Regions from separate parts of the Homo sapiens genome. Here region 1 is linked to region 2. A link is a loop called in an ENCODE intact Hi-C map of the cell type or tissue named here. Cell type or tissue: K562. All regions are shown on one strand. Each heading gives the region's core, and the rest is flanking DNA. Links, peaks and the distances in the headings are about the cores only.

Evidence for each region. Hi-C counts contacts between places; a loop is a spot of excess contacts. Peaks named below come from ENCODE experiments on the same cell type or tissue, not always from the same donor. Only the 100,000 strongest peaks of a DNase experiment are listed, where the experiment ranks them.
Region 1: it touches region 2 in a loop (4-fold over the local background); 2 of 110 quality-filtered maps call a loop at or near these places.

What each region holds. Positions count from the first base shown.
Region 1 is chr3:115,985,188-115,988,105 of GRCh38, forward strand. The region is part of intron 3 of LSAMP (limbic system associated membrane protein); the gene reads right to left. The region is part of intron 1 of LOC124906269 (a long non-coding RNA gene); the gene reads left to right. Among named protein-coding and RNA genes, the nearest start is that of SNORD155, 82 kb to the left of the region's middle. In K562, for the core only: a CTCF peak has its summit at 1,569 (motif pointing right); a DNase peak (open chromatin) is centred at 1,544.
Region 2 is chr3:116,038,310-116,041,227 of GRCh38, forward strand. The region is part of intron 2 of LSAMP (limbic system associated membrane protein); the gene reads right to left. All of the region lies in intron 2 of LOC124906269 (a long non-coding RNA gene), which reads left to right. Among named protein-coding and RNA genes, the nearest start is that of SNORD155, 130 kb to the left of the region's middle. In K562, for the core only: no CTCF peak of the experiment used is centred there; a DNase peak (open chromatin) is centred at 1,412; H3K4me3 peaks cover 401 bases.

The DNA.
Region 1 (2,918 bases), core at 181-2,680, 53 kb before region 2:
AACATTTATTGTGATAGCTATTATTAAATATCCTAGCTAATAAAAAATCAGTACCAAAGCGTTGCTGGAACAAAAATACAAAATGGAATATTGGCTTAGTGGTTAATTAGTGAGCAAAGTGAAAGGTTGGTGGCCAGTTAAGAACTAGATACATGATCTATGATATGAAGCAGCAAAATATTTGGTAAAATTGTCACCTCTATTAACTTGTGAGTTAGGCTACATGCTTAACCGAGTAAGCAGATTGAAAAGAAGTTCAAAAACTTTGCATTTGCTACTATTGGCTGCCTGTGGAAAACAGCCTCAAAGATAATCCCCAGTGATTCTCGCCTCCTGATGCTCATACCTCGTACCCATGTTATCCTACAGTTGGTATGAGTGACCAATATCATATGGCATATCACTTTCAAGGTTAGGTCACAAAAGACTGTGGCTTTGGTTTTGGCTGTTGTTATGCTCACTCACTGGCTTTCACTGTTTTGGGATAACAGATGCCCAAGGAAACCCCATTATGAGAAGCCCTGGGGCTTTTCTACTGGAAGTCCCACATGGTGAGGAACTGAAGACCCTTGCCAACATCTACAACCATGTAGGTGAACTTGGAAGTAGACTCTCAGTGCCAGTCAGTTCTTCGCAGACTGTAGCCACAGCTGACGGTTTGGTTGCAATCTCATGAGACTCTGAGGCAGAGCCACCCAGCTAAACTGCTCCTGGCTTTCCAGCCCACAGAAATTGTGAGATAATAAATGTTTGTTGTTTCAAGCTGCTAACTTTTCGATCGATTTGTTACCCAACAATATATAACGAATACAACTGCTTTTGGAAGAGATGATCAAAGGAGAGAATTGCCAAGTTTGCAAGTAGAAAAAAAAGAAGAGTCCAAAAGTTTGGGGCTTTGAAGGGTTAAAAAAGCCAACTGCTTCTTGATCTCAAATGGTAACAGGTGGAATTTTAAAAGACTTAGAATGACAAAGGGCCAATGAAACCTCTTAGTTGATAAAAGAAACTTAGGGCAAGGACCATATTAAGGGTGGGGCTCAAGGTAGCTACAATTAGTTGGCTGGAGAAGGAATGTAGGGGTTAGAAAGCAAAAGAAATAAAACATGCTTGAGAGCTATTTGAGTTAACTGAGTTCAAAAGAACATTGAGCATAGTTAGCACGAGTTGCTGACTAGAAGCAAATAGATTAGAAGCCTACTAAAACACATTTCACCAGTATATCTTAGGGATACATATATCACCAAAAAAATAATGAGCCCAGACTAAGAAAGCCAGAATTTCTGGGAAAAACATATGCTTTTTGAATTTTTATTTAATTGAGAAATTGGCTGAAGAATTTGCTTTCTTTTTAAACCCTGGGCCACCACGAGAAGAATGTGAACTGAAAAAGTTGTGCAGCCCCTAAGGAAAGCATATTTCCAAATACCCACTTCAGATGTGATTAAGGAAATAGTAGGTGAGTGATCATCTCTACCCCTAGATGGCAGATCCAGGAGCCACTGGAAAAAAAAAGAGGGGGGTGGGGGCAGTGAGGAAGAACACAAAATCAGAAGCTCAGCAACAATCATATCTCACCACTAGGTGGGAGGAGGGAGTTTTCATAACACCCAGTGGAATTTTGGAATTGCTTTGGACCAATGACTAATGTTTCTCCCATTTATACCTTTTTCCCAGGGAGCCTCATTCCATTTCTCTTCTATCATTTTATATTAGGCATATATGTGATGAAGAGGGGAGGAGACAGATAGCTTATCCTTTTATTTCCTTAATTGCTGGACTAAGAGGAAAAATATCTGAACCTCATGAGCAAGGCTGTGTATTTTGGTAAGACTGTGGAACTGGAGGTGTCTGCAGTTACTGGGTTTTCTCCCTTAGGGAGAAGGGGACAGTATGCTATGTGAAAAAGGAAGTATATGGCTCTCTGGAGGTCAGAGCGCTGACTGCGACAGAAAAAAAATGTTTTGTATTTACCATACCTCATTTCATTTTCTTCTTCCTGATCACAAACAAGATCACATTTCTAAGCCTCCCCTGTGGTTAGTCTCTCCCATAAGAATGAGTTCTAGCCAGTGAATTGTGAGTGGAAGTGAAACATGTTTCTTCTGGTTGAGGAAGTTATGAGCTAGTGCCTTTCCTGTTCTTTCCCTCTTCCCCCTTCACAGTGACCTTGGAGGCCATGTTTTTCCAATGGCAGAGCTGCAAGTTAGAGAAGAATGATACATACAGGACTGCAATGTAAAGGAGGAATACACTTTTATTGTTTTAAACAATATTCGTTTAACCTTGTGTTATTGAGATTTCAGGAACTACAGTGGCAGCTGGGATTATCCCAATTAATTTAGATCCCTTTCCCTTCACTTCTCCACATTATATAAGAACAGTAAAATGTCTACTAAATAAGTAACACTGTTTAGGTCAACATCTTCAAAGTTTAGAAAACATTTATCAGATAGAATGTAGTTTTACAAGGTTTCATGTATAGAATGGTTTATGATGTGTGAATTCATGTATATGCTACCAGATGATTACGAATTAGGACTTATTGTATATACTGAATTCTGGACCACACATCCAAATTATACCTCTGATATAGGACCTTTAATGCAAGCATATTTTGCAGTCAGGAGAAAATTCTTGAATATAAGATTTGCTATTTAAAAATTGCATGGAATGACTTCCTATCATTTCACAGCTAAAGTTCTTCAAACTCTTCAAATTCATCCAGCAGGTCAGATTTCTTTCCTTCTAAGTTTTAGGTACATAAGGACAATTTTATAAACTATATGTAGGTGATTTATATAAAGCTAAATATGTAATGTTTCTCTAATCTTTCTCTGACTGGATGACTTCTTATTCTGCTAATATCTTCATGATCCCATCTCCTCTGCAAAGATGAGAAGACTCATCTCATCTAAAAG
Region 2 (2,918 bases), core at 280-2,779:
AATCTCTGAAGACGCCAGTGCCACCTGATTGGAACATCAGAAATAGTGATTTGAAATATTTCTCTGGAACACAGAAAGGGAAAGCATGAATAAATGTATCAGTGAAGGCCAGAGACCTCTCTCTGGACATACACTTTTGGGAGGTAACAGGTGACCAGCAACTTTTATTTACTTGAATCTGTAACATCTCTGTAGAGAAAACTAAAGCATTAAATAGGATTTATTTCTTGAACCGTGGAATGCCTTGAATACTTTCTTTTTATTTCTAATTCCTTTGCTCTCAGATGAGAGCTCTCTCCCCTTCTCTGAGATGTATGCTATATATATACACCCGCCTCTCATTCTGAGATACACACTACAGTCACTTAGCACTTCCTCTTTTAATTGAAGGCTGTTCATTTGGCTGGCCTAAAGTAAGAGAGAGAAGTGCAAGTCAGAAAGACCACGAAGGGCAACAGAATAGAAATATTGCTCAAATGCTTGTCATTTTCTGCATGTTATAAGACAAAAGACTGAGATCTTCCCTTATATTGGGTAAGAGTTATAGTTGATTGAGAAACCACAATTGAATAATGTTTCTTTTGTGCAAATAAAAATACCAACCTTAAGGCAGCATTAGAATACTTTGCATAGCATTTACTTCAGGTTTTCATGAGAGAGGGAGGATAAAAACAACCTATATTTGATGCAGTTCCAAGGTCTTTCTTTTTTTCCCTGCCAGTGTTTGCAATAGCCTATATTTAAATGTATAGAGGTGTCTTCAGAGAACCACAGGCATAGAGAATTAGAAGTCTGTAACTGGAAGCATCTTTCAGGGTTGAGAAATGTAAGCTATTGTGAAAGCTCAACAATACATGTTGAAACAAATCTTTTGGAAATGATTGAATTGAATGTTTTCACATAAGCAAATCTACATTTGTCATTCTGAATTCTTTTTATGGAAAGATGGTGTTTCCCCCTCCTGTTTAGGTAATTAAAACTAGTCACTTGATGATCATTCATTATCAAACATTTCTGCACATGGCAAAAAATGCTTTGGGGATGAGACCCTGCTTATACAATTTCATCCATCAAAGGAAGTCTTTCTCCAGAAGCTATTATTCACTCTGTGAGAGTACATTTAAAAGCATTACTTCACACCTAAGTAACGTGTTAACAGCACAGAGTGTCTCTCCCTTGGTGGCTAGGCTCCAGTGCCTGTATTTTATGGAGGCACCATGCACCATCTTGAAAAGCTGGACAGCTTCCAGTAGCATTAGGGTTTGGAGGAAGAGCTGTTGCTCCTTAGAACTTTACTTCTCTTGGGAATATTATTGTTTCAATTTATTTTAATGCAATGAGTGGGAGAGAAGGTGGGAATAAAATGCCTACACAGAAGCCTCTATCTAACAGTCCTGCTGGGTGGGGCATTACAAAGAGAGGCCACAGGAAAACCTTTGAGAGTTTGGAGCCTGCTGCGTGAGAGAGATAAAAGTAGAAACAGCAAATTGGCTGCAATACGAATGGCAGGTGCATTTGTTCACTGGAGGCAAGTTTGGCAATTTAGTTTTCAATGACCAGCTTGTCTCTTTAAGGTTCACCTTTCAAAGTCCTCCTTTTTGCCCTCAACATACATCGCTAAAGCCCTGTCTCATCTTGAGTCCCCACGCTCCAGGTAACAGCAGCTCTTTACTCTGCCTCTCTTTGGGGGGGGAAAAAAACTGGTCCCCTTTTCTACTTACTGGGAGTGGAATTAAACAGAAGGCAATGGAAAGCTCGCTGAAGCACAGTGCACAGTAGAATGACATACCCAAAGAGAAAGCAAATTCCTGTTATGTGTGGATAGTTTTATCCTTCCTGGGTAAACACAGTTGAGGGGAGGGGAACTCTCAGGCAAAACACTATGATTCTGACCTCACTCCAGTATTTCTATAGATGGAAGAAAATTCAATGCGTATGTTCCCACTGCCAGAATGGGACTTAAGAGACACAGGTCAAGGGAGAAGAATTCAGAATGGAAAGCTGATGAGAGCAATCTGTCTTCGCTGAAAGGAGATGAAGGGAGGTGACAGTTGTCCAACGGTCTCAGATAAGCAAGGAGAAATGACTGCTATCTGTGTAGAGCTCATCTGGACAAAAAAACTACATTCATTTTTCCCTCTACATAAAGCACACATAACCTTGAAATGCACATGCTCTACATGCCATCTCTTGTTTATTTGTGTACCCACCATTCTTATTCCATTGGTTGTTTCTCACTTCTGTATTTCTGCCATTATTAACTGCCCTAGCAATTCCACAAAAGAAGTGAACATAATCTCAAATAAAATTGTGATAACACCGTTTGGAATACCTTTGATGGAATGTAGGTGGCCATGGAGGAGTCTCCCAAGGCAGCTTCATGTTAGGAAACCTGAAGTGGCTAGAGTAAATGAGGTCACTTTTCTTTTCTTCTCTTTCTTCCTTTTTTTTCTTTTAAGAGACAGGGTCTTACTCTGCTGCCTAGGCTGAAGTGCAGTGGCTCATGCCTGCTGCAGCCTCAAATCTCTGGACTAAAGCAATCCTTCTGAGTTGCTAGAACTACAGATACATGCCGCCATGCCTGGCTAATTTGTTTTCTTAATTTAATTGTATTTATTTATTTACTTTTTTGGAGACAGGGTCTCACTCTGTCACCTAGGCTAGAGTGCTGTGGTGTGATTACAGCTCACTATAGCCTCAACCTCCTGGGCTCAAGTGAGCATCCCGCCTCAGCTTCCAGAGTAGCTGGGACCATAGGTGTGAGCCGCCACACCTGGATAAGTTTTAAACTTTTTGTAGAAATTGGGTCTCACTATATTGCCCAGCCTGGTCTCAAACTACTGGCCTCAAGTAATCTTCCTGCTTCGGCCTCCCAAAGTGCTGGGATTATAGGCATGAGCCACCATGCCTGATCCTAC